Regions from separate parts of the Mus musculus genome. Here region 1 is linked to region 2. The links are chromatin loops, found by intact Hi-C in ENCODE. Cell type or tissue: heart. All regions are shown on one strand.

What was found. Hi-C counts contacts between places; a loop is a spot of excess contacts. Peaks named below come from ENCODE experiments on the same cell type or tissue, not always from the same donor. Only the 100,000 strongest peaks of a DNase experiment are listed, where the experiment ranks them.
Region 1: it touches region 2 in a loop (6-fold over the local background); 36 of 42 quality-filtered maps call a loop at or near these places.

What each region holds. Positions count from the first base shown.
Region 1 is chr9:86,567,688-86,575,687 of GRCm38, reverse strand. Pgm3 (phosphoglucomutase 3) reads left to right here and starts at 3,846. Exons shown (of 13, transcript NM_028352.4): 1 at 3,846-3,958; 2 at 5,281-5,486; 3 at 6,293-6,477. The coding sequence starts at 5,283. Rwdd2a (RWD domain containing 2A) reads right to left here and starts at 3,700. Exons shown (of 3, transcript NM_001145969.1): 1 at 3,631-3,700; 2 at 2,625-2,851; 3 at 789-1,714. The coding sequence starts at 2,825. The coding sequence ends at 1,037. In heart, a CTCF peak has its summit at 2,505 (motif pointing right); DNase peaks (open chromatin) are centred at 2,507 and 3,817; H3K4me3 peaks cover 2,614 bases; H3K27ac peaks cover 1,018 bases.
Region 2 is chr9:86,462,892-86,470,891 of GRCm38, reverse strand. It overlaps Ube2cbp (ubiquitin-conjugating enzyme E2C binding protein), which reads left to right and starts at 5,976. Exons shown (of 10, transcript NM_027394.2): 1 at 5,976-6,151. The coding sequence starts at 6,075. Dop1a (DOP1 leucine zipper like protein A) reads right to left here and starts at 3,738. Exons shown (of 39, transcript NM_177208.3): 1 at 3,596-3,738. In heart, a CTCF peak has its summit at 3,807; DNase peaks (open chromatin) are centred at 3,601 and 6,171; H3K4me3 peaks cover 2,192 bases; H3K27ac peaks cover 1,730 bases; H3K27me3 peaks cover 294 bases.

The sequences.
Region 1 (8,000 bases), 100 kb before region 2:
CCCCTCCCCTTCCCCCACCCCCCCACCCCCGCCGGGTTTTGGTGTGCCCTCCTCAGTGAGCATCAGCTCTTGCTAAGTTTCAGTGTGTACCGACCCATGGGAAGCAGTTGGAAAATACCAAGACCTGTGGGGGTGCAACAAAGCCATGCTTTTTTTTTTTTCATGGACATGACTAAACTAAGAATATTGCTTCTGCTGCCAGAGGTGCGTCTAACCAAGTGATAGAGTGAGAAGAGCAGAGCTCTTCCCCGCTTCATGCCTTCTTCTAAAAAGACAGATGTGTTAATCTGTATGTGCAAGAGTGTGGGCGACTCCTGAGACTTTAATCTGCCGTTGCTGTTAGAATCTAGTTTTACTAAAACACTTCAAATTGGGGTTTTAAAATAAGAAATGTAGTAAGCAGGCACTCTCTATGCTGAGTTTATCTGTTGTTTAGAATTCATTTCCAGTGATGAGGGGGTATGCCACGTATGTGCCAGCGTCATGAAACAGATGTCTTAAATTTATGAATTTGTATCTGCAGTCTGGTATGAGACATTAATGTGGGGCTCGGGACTTGCTTTATTCATTTATTTATTGTGTGTGGGTATGGGTGTTTTCCCTGCACATGTCTGTGCAGCGCATATGAACCTGGTACCTGAAGAATCCAGAAGAGGGCATGGATTCCACTGGAACTAGAGTTACAGATGGCAGCGAGCTGCTGTGCAGGTCCTCTGCAAGAGCAGCCAGTGGTGCTCTTAGCTTCTGAGCCACCTCTCCAGCCTGGTTTTGGACTTGAGACAAGTTGCTCTGGTTAAATATATCATTTTATTGATTTATAATGAAATGGTAATCAAGTGTGACTTTACACAGCAACCTGGAAACAGCATCACAGTTACACTGGTACAAAGTTAAAGGGCCTATTAGCATCAGCAGTCAGGAAATTCTAGAGCTAGGTTTTTCACCCAGAATTCTATATTGTCATTAGCCTTTTTATTTTGGTCTTAGTAACATAAATACTTAATGCGGTTACAAGCGTAGACATCTTAATAGGGTTCTAGGACTCTGAGCTTTTGCTTTCAATACCAAATAATATCTGAAAAACATGCTCACTCTTGTGTTTTCTCAGAAACTCCAGGAATTGGCCCAGGTTCATGTGATAATCATTCCGCAATCCATAGTCACCATGGGCCTCAAGGAGTAATTCCTCAAACGAATGGAAGAGGCGCAGGTCTTCACCGTCCCCCTCTGTCTCCACACTTTCTGCATGCTTGCAGGAAATGTGTTTCCAATTGGGGTATCTGATTGTGTGCCAGAATTCCTCACAGTGATTCTTGAAGCCCTCCACACAGATTATACCAGGCTTTCCTGTCATGCAAAATCCAGTCACATCTAACCTTTTTCCCACTTCCAAGATCTTTTTCCTCAGGTCCTGCTGATATATGTGGTGGCTATAGATCCACATGCGGAGGAATGTGTTCTTGACTGGCTTCGCCTGTACGGATGGCTCGTCCGACAGCTTTCTGGTGAGGAAGTAGGATGCGCTGTTGTCCTGCAGCCACTGGATGGCTGCACAGACACACAACTCACCTGGGTCGAAAGTCCCGAGATAAGCACTGAGAGCTTGGTTAAGCAGCAGCTGCTGTTGTCTGTCAAGCTCAGGTGACCGTCCAAACAGCTGCAGAGCCACGTATGGGTAGTTGTGAGGCATGGTTACTTGCAAATCAATGGTCACCTTAAAATAAAAACGACATAGATTTAAATACTGAGAAATCACACGAGCTAGTTTATCATGGCAACTGCACGATTACGATAGGAACAGTCATGGAGACTCTCAAGGGCCTGCCTGCCACTGAACAACGTATGCAGTCAGCTTTCCTAACCACCGCCGACCAGCGACGTGTGCTGGGTGTCCTGTGCTGGAACAGGAAGTGATGAAGTCAGACAAGATTCCTGCCTCAGACCGGAGCTTCCTGAGGGAGACCATGCTCACACATAGCAAGAATTTCATTTCAATTTGAGAGGCAGAATCTACTGTGGGAGAAGTTCAAGGTTCCACTGAAGTGTGTAATTAAGGAGATAAAATGGTCTGAGGGAAGGACAACTGAAGGCTTCGTAGGGGAGAGCGAAAACATTCTTCTAAATGTCCAGTCCACATGGTACCTGCTCTGCTAATGTTCCTAGGACTAAAGGGTCCAGAGCAAGGAGGTAAGTTTATATTTAACATTTAGGTTTTGTATGTGTAGTTACTATGCACATTCAGTGTCATTGAAAACCGATGAAATCCTAAACACTCATTAACTTCATTAAAGTCTGTCTGAATTTATGGACCATCTCATGTTTGGTACATTTTCCTTCCAAACGCATCCTGGGATTTGAAATTGTCTATTTGTTACCTGGACAGGAAGCTCATGCTTTGGGTTTTCCAGTTAACAAGTGGATACCTGGGGCTATGCCATTAAGAGCACTGGCTGCTCTTCCAGAGGATCAGGGTCCAATTCTAGGTTCCCACATGCAGTTCTGGCCTCCAGGGGGCACTGCATGCACATGATGAACAGACATACATGAGGGGGAAACACGCATACACATTAAAAGCAAAACACGATAGGCACCCAGAAACACTTAGGACCAATGAAAGCACCCACCTTGGGCTCCTCAATTTGGAGCGTGATGACAAATTCGATGTTGGGTGGGAGCGCCTCCCTGGTGCCTTCCAGATACCTCTTTATGTTTGTTAGGGCGTTTACATCTTCGAGTTTTACTTCTCCTTGATTAGGAAACATAGAAAACAGCATTTCCATCTCCAGCAGCTGAAGCTGAAGGCTTTCTTTTACTGACCCTGACATGTCTCCAAATCAGCCGGCTTGGAAACCTGGAAAAGGCCCAGAAATAATGGGGTTGTAAATGACGACTGGTGTCCAGGAAATTTTCCCAAGGTCCCTTTTCTAAGAGGCAGTCCCGCTGTTTGTAGAGAGCTACGGGCACGCATCCATACACTTTAGATTTCTCTCCTAGCCCCCCCCCCCCAATCTAGTACGCACAACATCCTTTAAAATGCTCCCTCAAACCCCAGAATCCTTGTCTCTCCTTCCCACCCTTGCCGGCCATTCTGGAGTCTGCGCTTTCAACAGGTGCTCGGGTGACAGATTTCGTGGCCGGTGGTTGCAAACACCTGTATTCCTGGTCAGCCTCAATCCCGGGAAAACCAGGGACCGGCCCGGGAATCCCACTTGGATCTCAAGCCTGCGCAGCTAGGAAGGATGCCTGCAGTGCGGAGGGGAGGGCTCTAGGTCATCCCCGCCGCCAGCCCCCATCCGCAGGCCCCCTCGGAGGACAGCCTCCCCGGACCGCAGTGGGGTGCAGCATCTCGCGCAGGTGCATAGGGACGCCACCGCAGAGCCAGGGGCTGGGAGGAGGGGTCTCAGCCATTTCCACTTAATAAAGTGACGCCTAGGGCTAAGCGGGTGAAGACCCGCGGGGATGACGCTGACCTCGCCTGGCAGGGGCTGGGCTGGGAGGTGATCTCGGTGGTCGGAGGGACGTCAACGCTCCCGTTCTTTAGGGACCCGGGACCCTGAGGCCCAGGCTGAAAGGCGCAGCTGTCCACCCCGGGAGCTAACCTTCGGCCCGCCTTAGCCGCCTTAGCCTCACCCTTTCAGATCACTCAAGCCAAGCAGCCCCGAACCCGCTCCGAACCGCAGCCGCAGTTCCGCGGGCGCGAGCAGCGCGCGGACGGCTGGGGGGCGGGGCTTGGCGCATAGGGCGGGGCCACAGACACCAACCCGCCGCGATTGGTCGGGGCGGGGCTTGGTGGTGCAGGGGCGGGTTCAGCGGCCCTTCCGGGCTGTGATTGGTGTGGGCGGGGCGTCGGGCCGGAAGCAAAGCTGGGCCACGTCTGCGAGGTCTGAGAGAGTTGGTTTGGTGCGCACTGCGCGGCCGCGTCTCGCCTGTGGAGAGAACGTTCTTGCTCCAGATCTAGGTGAGCGGGCGTGGAGAATGCCGGGCCGCTGTGGGTGGGGGTTCATCGGCAGCTGAGGCTGGGGCATGACTGCCGGACCTACCTATCCAACGCTGCGCGCGGCCCAGGTGCCTGAGGTCCTCGCGCTGTAGTGCGCGGAGCCGCGAGTCAATCAGTAGCTCGGAGCAGGATGCATCCCCAAGGGTGGCAGTTTGAATGAAAGAAGCAAACACTGTTAGGGCTTTTAATAAACATTGCCATACCTAATCGAAATTAGTTCGAGAACTCCAAATGCATTAAAGGGTGGAAGCATGCCGTTGTTCTATGACTGTGATTTTCCTTTGAGAGTTCTGAATTTCGTAGGAGTGGTTGACGCCCCTATGAATAATAGGGATACATTACCAACGGGTCATTTTTTTTTTTTTTTACAAAATTATATTCGTCCTTGTGGACAAAAGTTTGATAACTAAAGTAGCTTGGGAATGATCTATTTTACTAACCGGAGAAAAGCAAACATTTCCCCACACTTCTGGTAGTGTTGTGTATAGAAGCAAGGAAGGACAATAAAGCGAGGAGGTGTGGCTGTTAGCGGAGGGACAGCACCCCCTCTCTGGGCAAACTAGGATAGAGCTGACCCAGGAAGTACAGTTTGTGGCTCTGCAAATACACCGCTGGCCGAAGTGGAAAACCCGAGTTGAATGAATTGGAGGTATCCCACACTCACTTGTTTTTAAATGACAGGTTGGAAGTAGCATGGTAGATGTTAGTTGTTTTTGATGTTACTTTAGAAGGCTGCCATGCCTGTCTTTATGGAGATTGGTGAGGCTTCTGTGAGATGGCCTAGCTGATGGGGGTGGGGGTGGGGTTGGGTCTCAGACCAGAGGAAATGACTGTCCATTGTTTTTCTTTTGGGACTGTTTCTTTCTAGCTTGAGAGGAACAGCAAAAGAGCCACACGGATTCCAGGTTTCTGACCTTCAGCCTCAGCCTTTCACTGGCCGCACACCAGACTTTATATGATTAACCGAGGCCCACACCGGGAGTTGACCCTTCTGTAACATAAAATGATGGTGTGATGGCATTACTTTAGGACAGTTCATCCTGAAGACAGAGTGGAATAGGAGTGGACAGTGGCTGGTGTCTCTCCCGAGTCTGTCCTGGAGGGTATGGTTTAGGCAGGGGCTTCTGGGTAATTTTAACTCCAGGGTCTCCTTTTCTCTTCCCTGCCTTCCCAAAAGTGGTTCTCTGGAGAGGGTCCCATTGAAACAAATGTGCTACATTGAGTTGGCAGTTTACCAAGCAGTACTTGAAAGCTTTCCCTTCTTTTATTTCTTACTCTTGTAGGCATGGATCTGGAGGCTGTGTGTAAGCGCTCGGCACTCCATGCCAAGCCCCAGGGGCTCATTCTTCAGTATGGGACTGCTGGATTTCGGACCAATGCCCAGCATCTCGATCATATCATGTTTCGAATGGGATTGCTAGCTGTCCTGCGGTCAAAGCAAACAAGATCTACCATTGGAGTCATGGTTACGGCCTCACATAACCCTGAGGTAACAAGGTGCTGTCTTTATTTACAAGACTAAGCTATAGTGTCTAAGAATCTTGAACTGAAGTCCACACACTTTTTTTTTTTTTGGATTTTCGAGACAGGGTTTCTCTGTATAGCCCTGGCTGTCCTGGAACTCACTCTGTAGACCAGGCTGGTCTCGAACTCAGAAATCTGCCTGCCTCTGCCTCCCAAGTGCTGGGATTAAAGGCGGGCGCACACATTCTTTCCCTCCCTCCCTCCCTCCCTCCCTCCCTCCCTCCCTCCCTCCCTCCCTCCCTTCCTCCCTTCCTCCCTCCTTCCTTCCCTTCTTTCTTCCCTCCTCCCCTCCCTTCCCTCTCACCCCTTCTATCTGTTTCTCTATGTAGCCATGGCTTTCCTAGAACTTGCTCTGCAGACCCAGGCTGGCCTCAAATTCACAAAGATCCTCCTGCCTCCACCTCCCAAGCGCTGGGATCAAAGGTGTGTGCCACCATCACTGGCTCAAAGTCCACATTTCAATGCTGGGAGTCTGCCTCCTTATTTGTCCACACCTTTGGGTTTGAAACAACTCTTGCTGCTGCTGTGCAGCTCAAGGCTGAGCTGGGTGTGGAGGGAATGAATGGGATGAGGCTATTTTCTTGGAGAGTGTCCAGATTAGAGAAAAAACAGAGTGTCCTTCCAAGTTTGGATGGAGACACTTTATCAGTAATGTTATCGTCACAAGGAACTGAAGGGGCAGTGCATGGAGACTTGGGGCCAGCTGGTACCCAGGGCAGTTCTCAGCCATGAGCTGGGTGAACGACAGCAAAGGTTTGTTTCTCTTTTAAGGAAGACAATGGTGTGAAATTGGTTGATCCTTTGGGGGAAATGTTGGCCCCTTCCTGGGAGGAGCATGCCACCTGTCTGGCCAGTGCGGAGGAGCAGGACGTGCGGCAAGTGCTTGCTGCCATCGTGGAGAAAGAAGCTGTGGATCTGACACAGACCGCCTTCGTAGTCATTGCCAGAGACACCAGGTGAGGATGAGAGTTGTCTGTCTGTGCAAGCGTAAACATCCTTGAAGGAGCCATCCCATCAGTGGGAAGGCAGGATTAGGAGAGGCCCAGGCCACGCACCACTCTCTGCTTTCCTTTTTAAGTGGCACACAGAGGCTAAGTTTGGGTTTGGAGTCCCCACAGTTTTAACGCTCACATAATGTGATCGGGTTGGTAGTCTTTGGAAGCCTCTATCTCCTCAAGCATGATGGTGCCAAGTCAGCATTTCTGTGAGAGCTCCATGAAATCATCTGTGCTCCGTAGCCATGTCCTTGCATGTTGGAAACATGCAGTGAGTGTGACACTTGTAGGTTCATTTCCCCTCTGCAGAGCCAGAGCACATGATGGTTTTTAACAAATCACACTTGAAGATTTTGTTTGTAATTTGTTGCGGGTTGAGATTTTCTGTATTTCTCCATTCTGGAATTCACTGGAAATAATATTTTATAGTCCATGTGTTCCTCACGTTCAGCACCTTCTGCCTTTACGAAAGCTTACTTTTTTGTTTTGTTTTGTGACATTGGATTAAATGTATACCCTGAAACAATAGTTTTCTCTTTTATGCAAGCTCTGGCTTCGTCTACGTCTTCTTCAAAGGATATGTTCTTATTCTTCTCCTGGTAGCTGGGACTTTGTTTTTACCCAGTGTCTTGTTACTAGAAGGTTTTGCAGACACCACTCTCTCCTTAGGTCCATAGGCAGCAGAAATGCTAAGTGATTTATGTCCTTGAGTTATTTTACCAGTAGTTATACAATGCTTTGCTTGCTTGTCAGGTAGATGAGTAATCTGTTCTGACTTTATAGAATGAAAACCAGGTTCTATGCACTCAGGAGTTTTAAGACCCCCATATGCCTACACTGTGTGCATTCAGTATTGATTGTTATTATTATCTAAGATGCATGCTGCTATAGTCAAACTAGGTGCAAGTTATATCCTTTATATCTTTTAAAATATTCTTATTATTGCTTATTTATGTGTGTGTCTGTGTGTCTGTGTGGATGTGGATTTGCTAGACAAGGTCAGGTGTTTCATCAGATGTCTTTGAGCTTGCGTTACAAGCAGTTGTGCTGCCCATGTGGGTGCTGGGGATTGAACTCAGATCCTCTGTAAGAGCCTTCTCCTCAAGCCCTATTGTATACCCCCACCCCTTTCTTGTTTTTCTTTCCAGCACTGGGTATTAAAGTCAGGGCCTCGTGTATGCTAGGAAAACACACTTCTACTCAGCTATAGTCCTGGCCCCCTTTTTAATTCTGATACATTTTCACAAATTACCCAAGCTGGCCTTGAACTCTGTATTGAAAGTAGGTCACGAACCTAGTGATCCTCGTGCGTCAGCTTCAATTAGAGGTCTGCATCATTGTACCTGACTGGCTCTCTGTAGTCTGTAAATTTGAAAGCCAGAATTTTCTAAGAAATCACCCATATATGCAAAGGCACCCATGCGAATGTTATAATTTACCTGTGGGTTTTTGTTTGTTTGTTTGTTTGTTTGTTTTTGTCAGAG
Region 2 (8,000 bases):
TACAGGTAGGGCTTGAAAGACAGAATTCAGACAAGCATAAAAGAAGAGAACTCTAAACAAGGGAAACAGAACAATAGATCTCTGACTGGTAGCATGTTGGCTACATGGGTTGTAGAATTGTTAAATTTATAGTATCATTACTAATATTACTGCATAGAATTTTTCCTTAAGAAATTTGATAGTATCTTTGATCTGTAAATGTAAAGTCTCTGATGTACAAGGCTTATTTGGCTTATAAAAGAGGTAATAACACCAAGGAAAGAGAGAAATCACAGTTTAGAAACATGTGAATCAAAACAGTATTTTCCTACAATAAACTGCCAATAAAAACTTTTAGCTACTAAACAAAATATTAGCTTTACATATCTACTAAACAGTTTTATTTCAGAGGTCAAATTTACCGTATTTAAAGCTTATCTATTAGAATTAAATATTTTAAGCATGGTATGGTGGTGCACACAGTGCTCTAGAGGAATAGGCAGTCAGATCTCTGAGTTCAAGGTCATCCTGGATTATGGAATGAGTTTCAGGACAGCCAGGACTATACAGAGAAGTCCTGTTTTGAAAAAACAAATACAATTAAATATTCTAATCCCAACTCCCTCAAACTAAGGTGTTCATTAGTAGCACTTATTCAAAGTAATAAAGGAGACAGAATATCTTCAAGATTGAAGAATATTAGTGATAACTTCCAAAAGGCTTGGTCCCAAGCTACTGCTGCCATTTGCAGGGAGTGAGGACGAGTGGGTGTGCGTTTGGGAACTTCAAGGAGTGAAGCTAAGAGAAAGTAGGTTGGACTTGAGGAAGGGTATGGCAGGGATGGGCTGAATCTTGCCAAATTCCCCTCTCTCTTGGCCACCATGAGGTAAATAGCTTCTGCCATGCCATTTTACCTGACCAGAGGCTGAGAAGCAAGAGAGCAAAAGACAGGGACAGCAACTGCAAACCAAAAGTATTTTCTCCCTCAGTTATTTTCTGAAGGTGACAAAAAGCCCAGCATAATACTTATCAGAATTTAGCCAAGGGATTTAATTTTCAACATTTAGATATTGTTTCCAAACAGTCAGAAATAATAGTATCAGACTTTTTTGACCTATAGTAATTTTCAGTTATCCCAGATTTTAAAATCATTAAGCACTGAATACATTTTATATCACTTTCATATTTCATTCTTTTGAGATACCTAACTAGAAGGAGAAATCAGTATAGTGAAAGGAAGACCACTCTCAACACGGCTTTATTTGTTGGAACTTTAAAGGGCCTTTCTACAAACATTCAGTAATAACCACAAAAATCAAACCAAAACATGAAGAAAAGCATCAAGCGGCTGGAAAAAAAGATACTTTTGTTATAAATGAAAGAAAGAACTAGGACCAATAGTGATACATGCATCCTTAATAGTAACTTTTTTTATACTGAGGATCCTTAAACGTCTTTTGTTATACCAATGAGGTCTCACTACATACATCTTCATGCCCCAGAGACCTTAGACAGCAACAAGGGGCCAATTCGTGGCTTTTTCCGCTTGGAAGCAGACATACCTCTAGTACAGTAATTCTGAAATTGGTATCATGTGTTATTTTATTCTAGGAGACTTTAACAGTACTGCAATGAAACCCAGGGCCTCAGGCATGCTTGGTAAGCATTCTACCATATACTTGCATTAGAAACTGGGCTCTCAGCTGGGCGTGGTGGCGCATGTTTTTAGTCCCAGCACTCGGGAGGCAGAGGCAGGTGGATTTCAGAGTTTGAGGTCAGCCTGGTCTACAAAGTGAGTTCCAGGACAGCCAGAGCTATACAGAGAAGCCCTGTCTCGAGGAAAACAAAAAACAAAAACAAACAAACAAACAAAAAACAAAAAGGAAAGGAAAGGAAAGGAAAGGAAAGAAACAAACTGGGCTCTCTGGTTAGTTAAATTTGGGAAATGTTATTTAAACCTTCCTTTGGAAATTATATGCATGCAAGCATAGCATGAAGTCTTTGAGGAGCTGCCTTCACAAGCAAACCAAAGTTAAACTTGGGGGAAGGAGGTGTGGCTTGGTGGTAGAGTGTTTGCCTTGTATTGGAAATACCTCAGGTTTGATCTCCAAACAAACAAAAGTTAAGGTTGGTTAAATCTAGTGTGTTGCCACATGATTTGACATGGAACACTGTTTAAGGGAAGTAAACTATTGCTTTAGTACAGTCTTGATGGGAAATAGCAATTTTGAAAATCATGAGCTCTTCAAATCCCTGAGGCTGTTCATGTGCCAGGCCCAAGGTTTCATTCCTTCCCAGCACCCCAAGAAAAAAAGTTTACAGTGGGAGCACAGGCTTGTGGTAGAATCTAACTAAGCATGCACAAGGAATCGCAGTACCACTAAAACAAAACAACAAAACTAGACACCAGAATACAGACAGTAACTGAGGGGTAGAGAGATCATACCCAGTTAGCAGCAAAAACAGAGCTTTGAACCTTAGCCCTCAAGCCCCAGGCTACAGTTGTTTCTACTATTGGAATTACAAAGTAGGGCTCTTCACAACAGATGGGAAAGCAATTAAATTTAACCTTTGGGTCATGGTGTCACATTTTTGGTCTATGTTTCCTTCAGTTTTAAAAATTCTTTATTAAAAATTGGGTCCCCAAAAGGGGGTTGCTTTTAGCAGTTCTGAGGAATGACAAAGTTTAATTAGAAGTAACCATTACAACAAGGAATTCAGACTACCTGGGCTATAATTTCTGTCAGCTCAACGAACCAAGGGATTGATAATCCTGTGACTTACTTAGCACATAGCCTAGCACATAGCGACGCCATGCTAATACGAATACAACTAACCTCAAAGTGGCAAGACCTTAACACCTACATATGGGGCTATCATCTCCAGAATGAAAAGTTTTGACCCTATAGTTGCGAGCTACTAAATGAGGTTGACTCCTGTATTTTTCCGATCAAAAAAAAAAAAAAAAAAAAAAGAGAAGAAAAAAAAATGTGTTTGTTGACTACAATCTCTAAATCTGAGTTTTCTTCAACTCCACAGAACTCCGAGATAATATAAGAATTAACAAGACACAATTTGCTTGGGGAGGAGAAAGTACAGTTGCGTGCTATTCCCTCCTCAACAGGATGAGGGTGAGGTTAAGTACAGCGATGGGGCAACTTTCAAAGCCTTGGAAATCAAAGGTGAGGACTGTTAACAACTTCCGTGTGCTAGCTCGGCTTCCTCTTGGTGAACTTGGCTCTGCTTCCCAACCCTCTGCACCGGCACATCGGCGGGCCTCGGTGTCGCCTCGATCCTAAAAGGGACCCACCGGGCTGGCGAGGCAACGGGGTGCCGGGAAGCCTCCAACAAAGGCGCCGGGCACCCGCGCCCAGGTGACACCACCCCTCAGCCCCGTGCCGGCTCTGCCCGCCGAAGGCCACGGGCGGACAGGCCCCGGGTCCCACCGCTCGCCCCGGGCAGGTCAGGGCCCGTTTCCCTCCACCCAGAGGCGGGCTCAGGTGGGGGCCGGGCGGTGACACCCCGACGCCACCACCGCAGGCCAAGCCCGGAGACGCTCGCCCGAACCGTGCCGCGTCTCGCCGCGCGACCGCGCCGGGGGCGGGGACGCTGTTACCTGCCGCGGGCTCTGCTGCTCCCCGCTGGCGCCGCTCTCTTGGCAACCGCGGCAGCCGCACGAAGGCCGCCAGCCCAGGGCCTAGTGACAGCTACCAGCGTGCACCGCGCGCGCCCACGCCGGCGTCGACGTCGGCGGCCTCCGTCCCCGCCCCCGTCCCCGTCCGCTGCTCGGCGGCCACGGCTAGCCGGCGCCACAGCGCCCTCGTGCGGGCGACCGGAGAGACGGCGGAGGGAAGGCGGGAAAGGTGTGAGCAAGGAGCCAGCGAACCATCATTTTGATGGAATGGGGGAATTGAAAACAGTTTTGAAGTATTATTTAAGTACGATCATCTGGATCCACCAGCACTTTATGCGCGTCATTTCAGGCACAGTTTGTGTGAAACCGAGAGCCAGTTTAGCACTTTTTTTTGTATCTAGCCGTCTTTCAAACGCGTATTCGAAAGGGTTGTTGTCTTTACAAGTGTTTTTGCGTGTTCTAGTTTTAAACCATATATGAGGAGCACGCTAATCTGAGGACGCTGTGTATTTTGCTAGGTGTCAATATTAAGTATTGCCAAAATTTAAGTAATATTCTGTGTTAAAAGTATAAGAGAACAATTGTCCTTCAAATAAATGAGTTGCCACCAAATAGTAGTTACCTTTGCTTTTTTTCAAAAATTATTTACTTATATTTTATATGGGAGTGCCACAGGTATGTGTGTGCATGCATGGAGCCCAGAAAAAGAGGTCAGATGCTCTGAAGTTGCAAGCAATTATGAGTGCTATAAACCTAGCTTCCCAGTCCTGTGAAACAGCAACCAAGTGCTCTTAACCACAAAGCCAACCCTCCATCCCAAAGCTTTTACTTTTTAAAGCTATTATTCCCTCTTATGATCTCAAATTGTTGGAATGAAACAGGAATTTATATAGCAACATGATAAACTTTAAAACACCTCAAAGGTTGATATTAGAAAAGTTATCTGAAATCACATTTTCAGTATACTTAAGACCAGTTTTTGTTTTGAGACAGTCTTGCCACATAGCTCTAGACGGCCCTGTACTCACATAGCCCAAACTGACCTTGAACTTTCAGCAATCCTGCCTCAGTCTCCTAAATGCTGGGGTTGCAGATATACGCCATCCTCTTTGGATTAAACCTATTTAGAAATGCTTCCAGTTTGTTCAATGTCAGATAATTATAACTATGAAATTATGAAATGGAACATCAATAAACAGGATTTCAGTCCTGGCTAGTTTTATGTCAACTTGACACAAGATAGAGTCTTCTGAAAGGAGGGAACCTCAATTGAGAAAATGCTTCCATAAGACCTAACTGTAACTCGTTTTTTAAAATAGTGATTGACCTAGGAGGGCCTAGCCTATGTTGGGTGGTGCTATCCCTGCCTGGGTCGGTGATCCTCGGTTCTATGGGGAAGCAGGTTCAGTGAAACCATGGGAGCAAGCCAGTAAACTCACCCTCCCATAGCTTCTGCATCAGCTCCCCCTCTCGGTTTCTGCCCTGTTTGGGTTCCTGTCCTGACATCCCTCAATGATGAACAGTGGTATAGAAGTGTAAGCTGAACACATGCTTTCCTCCCCAAATGCCTTTGGTACTGTTGCTTCATCACAGCAAAAGCAACCTTAACTAAGACAATCCCCATTATACAAGCTATGTTTTAAATAACAGCTTTCCATTCTTAAAAGGTGTCCAACTGAAATCCTATGGCCTGATATATTTGTTTATACCACACTAGATCTTTTACTGCATCAAACTTTCGAAATGTATCTTGTAGGAGCAATTAAGTTATGACTTCTTTTATTTCTGCAGTATAGTGGGAATGTATATCAGAAATTACTCATTTCCTTTTAGCTTCTCAAAAGTTACATGAATGGTCAGTCAAGATACAAGTCCACCAGTCTTTTAGTGGTTACACTGGTTTTTGCAACTGTTTCAGTCTTGGAAGTACCATATCTAGCGCGAAATGTAATGGCCAATCAATTGTGGATATTTTTGGATACATCATACGGAAGCTAATAAACTGTTCTAGTTCAAATAAAGGAGACTCCGATAAAGTGGGCTTTGGGGCTCTGGACCTATGGGAAGTACCACCTGTACAGCTTCTGCTCCATTATCTACCTCATCCTACTCAACTATCCAGAGAAGAGCTTCCCCTGGCCCAAACTGAGCTTTCTGTTCATTTCAGGGAAAGAAATGCTCGTAGTCATAGTCAAGCCCATCCAACATCCTTCCAGTGGAGGTCAGCTCTGCTCTCTGGGTCGCACCTGTCCTACTAGAGCGGCCACTGGGGCAAGGTCGGCGCCTCGGCAGTGCGCTCTCTTCCCGGTAGGTGGCGCTCTAGCCGACAGACGGCCGCCGCCGGATCCCTTCGCGCTACCTTGGCCTGGGAGCCAGCCGCCTGCTACGGCCGCACGTGCTCCCACCCTGTCCGGGTTCTAGTAACTGTGGGCTCGGTCCCGCGTGGGTCCCTGAGTCGGCCATGGCGGTGGCTGCGGCGGAAACGCGCGTGTTCCTGGAAGTGCGGAGACGGCTGCAGAGTGCGCTGCTAATCCTGGGGTAAGGGAGGGAGCACCGGTGCGCGGGACCGCGTGCATGGGCCAGGCGCGCGGCCCGGAGCCTGGTGCGCGTGTGCGTGGCACAGGAGCGCGGATGCGCGGGACCGAGGGAGCGAGCGCGCCGGGCAGTAGGCGCGTGCGCGGGACAATGTGCGCGTGCGCGGGGCGAGATGGGTTGCCCTGGCGAGCATTTTAGCCGCTGAACCATCTCCCCAGCCTGTCTGCGAACTTTAAATTTCATATTTACTACACAAACAAGAAACTTTTAGGGGGTAAAATGCTCCTTTTTGCTAATGGTCAGCAATTTTAATGGTTTGTGATCTCTTCGTGGGTTTTGCCTAGTTCTTAGTGACAAATGTATCAAATAGATGTGAAAATGTACTACAGAGCAGCACAGTTGTATTTTTTTTTTTCCTTAGCTTCGCCTTTTTTCCTAAAATCTGACAAGTAGCTAAAGTGGCAGTTTTGCATGCGGCCTGAGGACTGAACTCAAATCCTACCTTTCTCACATGGGCAGAATTACCTGGATTTCTTCAGTTTTAAGATTGGGATTGAGTCTAGGCTCAGTACAATTCATTTGTGTAGCTTGTACAGATCTTGAATACTCCCCAGTATGGGGATGAAGGGTGGGGAGGAGTGAGATCAATATCCACAATTTCTGTCCACTGTGTTTGGTAATTAAGAATACACACATTACCAAATACAGCTGCCTAATCCCTCGTACCAAACAAACTCTGTGAGAAACCTACTTTGCTAGACTGCCTGTTTGTCTCTCTGATCTTTTGACTGTTGACTTCTAACACAGCTCAGTCCCTTATCCTACTAAGAGAACCATGGTCTGGTCCCATTCAACCAATCTACACAATATCCCTGTTTCTCGAACTGTGTTGACATGTGTATTAGTCAGGGTCCTCTAGAGTAACTGAATTGATTGAATGAATCTGTCTATAAATAGAAAGAGGATTTATTAGAACGACTTAACAGCTTGCAGTCCAGCCAGTCCAACAGTGGCTATGAATGAATGTTGAGTCCAAAAATCCAGTGTTTGCTCAGTCCGTGAGGCTGTGTGTCTCAGCTGGTCTTCAGTGCACTTCCTAATGACAGTGAGAGGGAGGGCAAGCAAGCAAAGAGCTTCTTTCTTCCATGTCCTCTTCCCACAGAAGTTGTGGCTTATATTTGAGGTGGCTCTTCCCAGCTCAAAAGATCCGGATAAAGGAATGTCTTCCTACCTCAAAGGTAGGAAGTGAGTCTTCCTACTTCCAATTAAGTAAAAAAATCCCTCACCATGTGCCCTCCATGTTGGGGTTTTAATTAATTCCCGACGTATGTCAAGCTGACATAGCCAACTGATGTTTTGAAATTGATGTTTCAATCTGCCTTTCCCAACATGTTTTTGTTGTTTTGTTTTGTAAGACAGGGCCTAATAATGTATTCATGGCTGGTGTGGTTTACTATGTAACCAGTCTGACCTTGAACTCATAGATCTGCCTGCTTGCCTGTGCTTTCACAGGGCTGGGAACATCCAACAAGGCTTTGAGATTCATATTTCATCTCTGTGGTAGCTTAAATGAGTATTTCTTTCCCGTTTCTTTTTTTCTTCTTCTAAATTTACAAATCTTTTCTTTTTTTTTTTCTTTTTTTCTTTTTTTTTTAATTAGGTATTTTCCTCATTTACATTTTCAATGCTATCCCAAAGGTCCCCCATACCCACCTCCCCAATCCCCTACACACCCACTCCCCCTTTTTGGCCCTGGCGTTCCCCTGTACTGGGGCATATAAAGTTTGCAAGTCCAATAGGCCTCTCTTTGCAGTGATGGCCGACTAGGCCATCTTTTGATACATATGCAGCT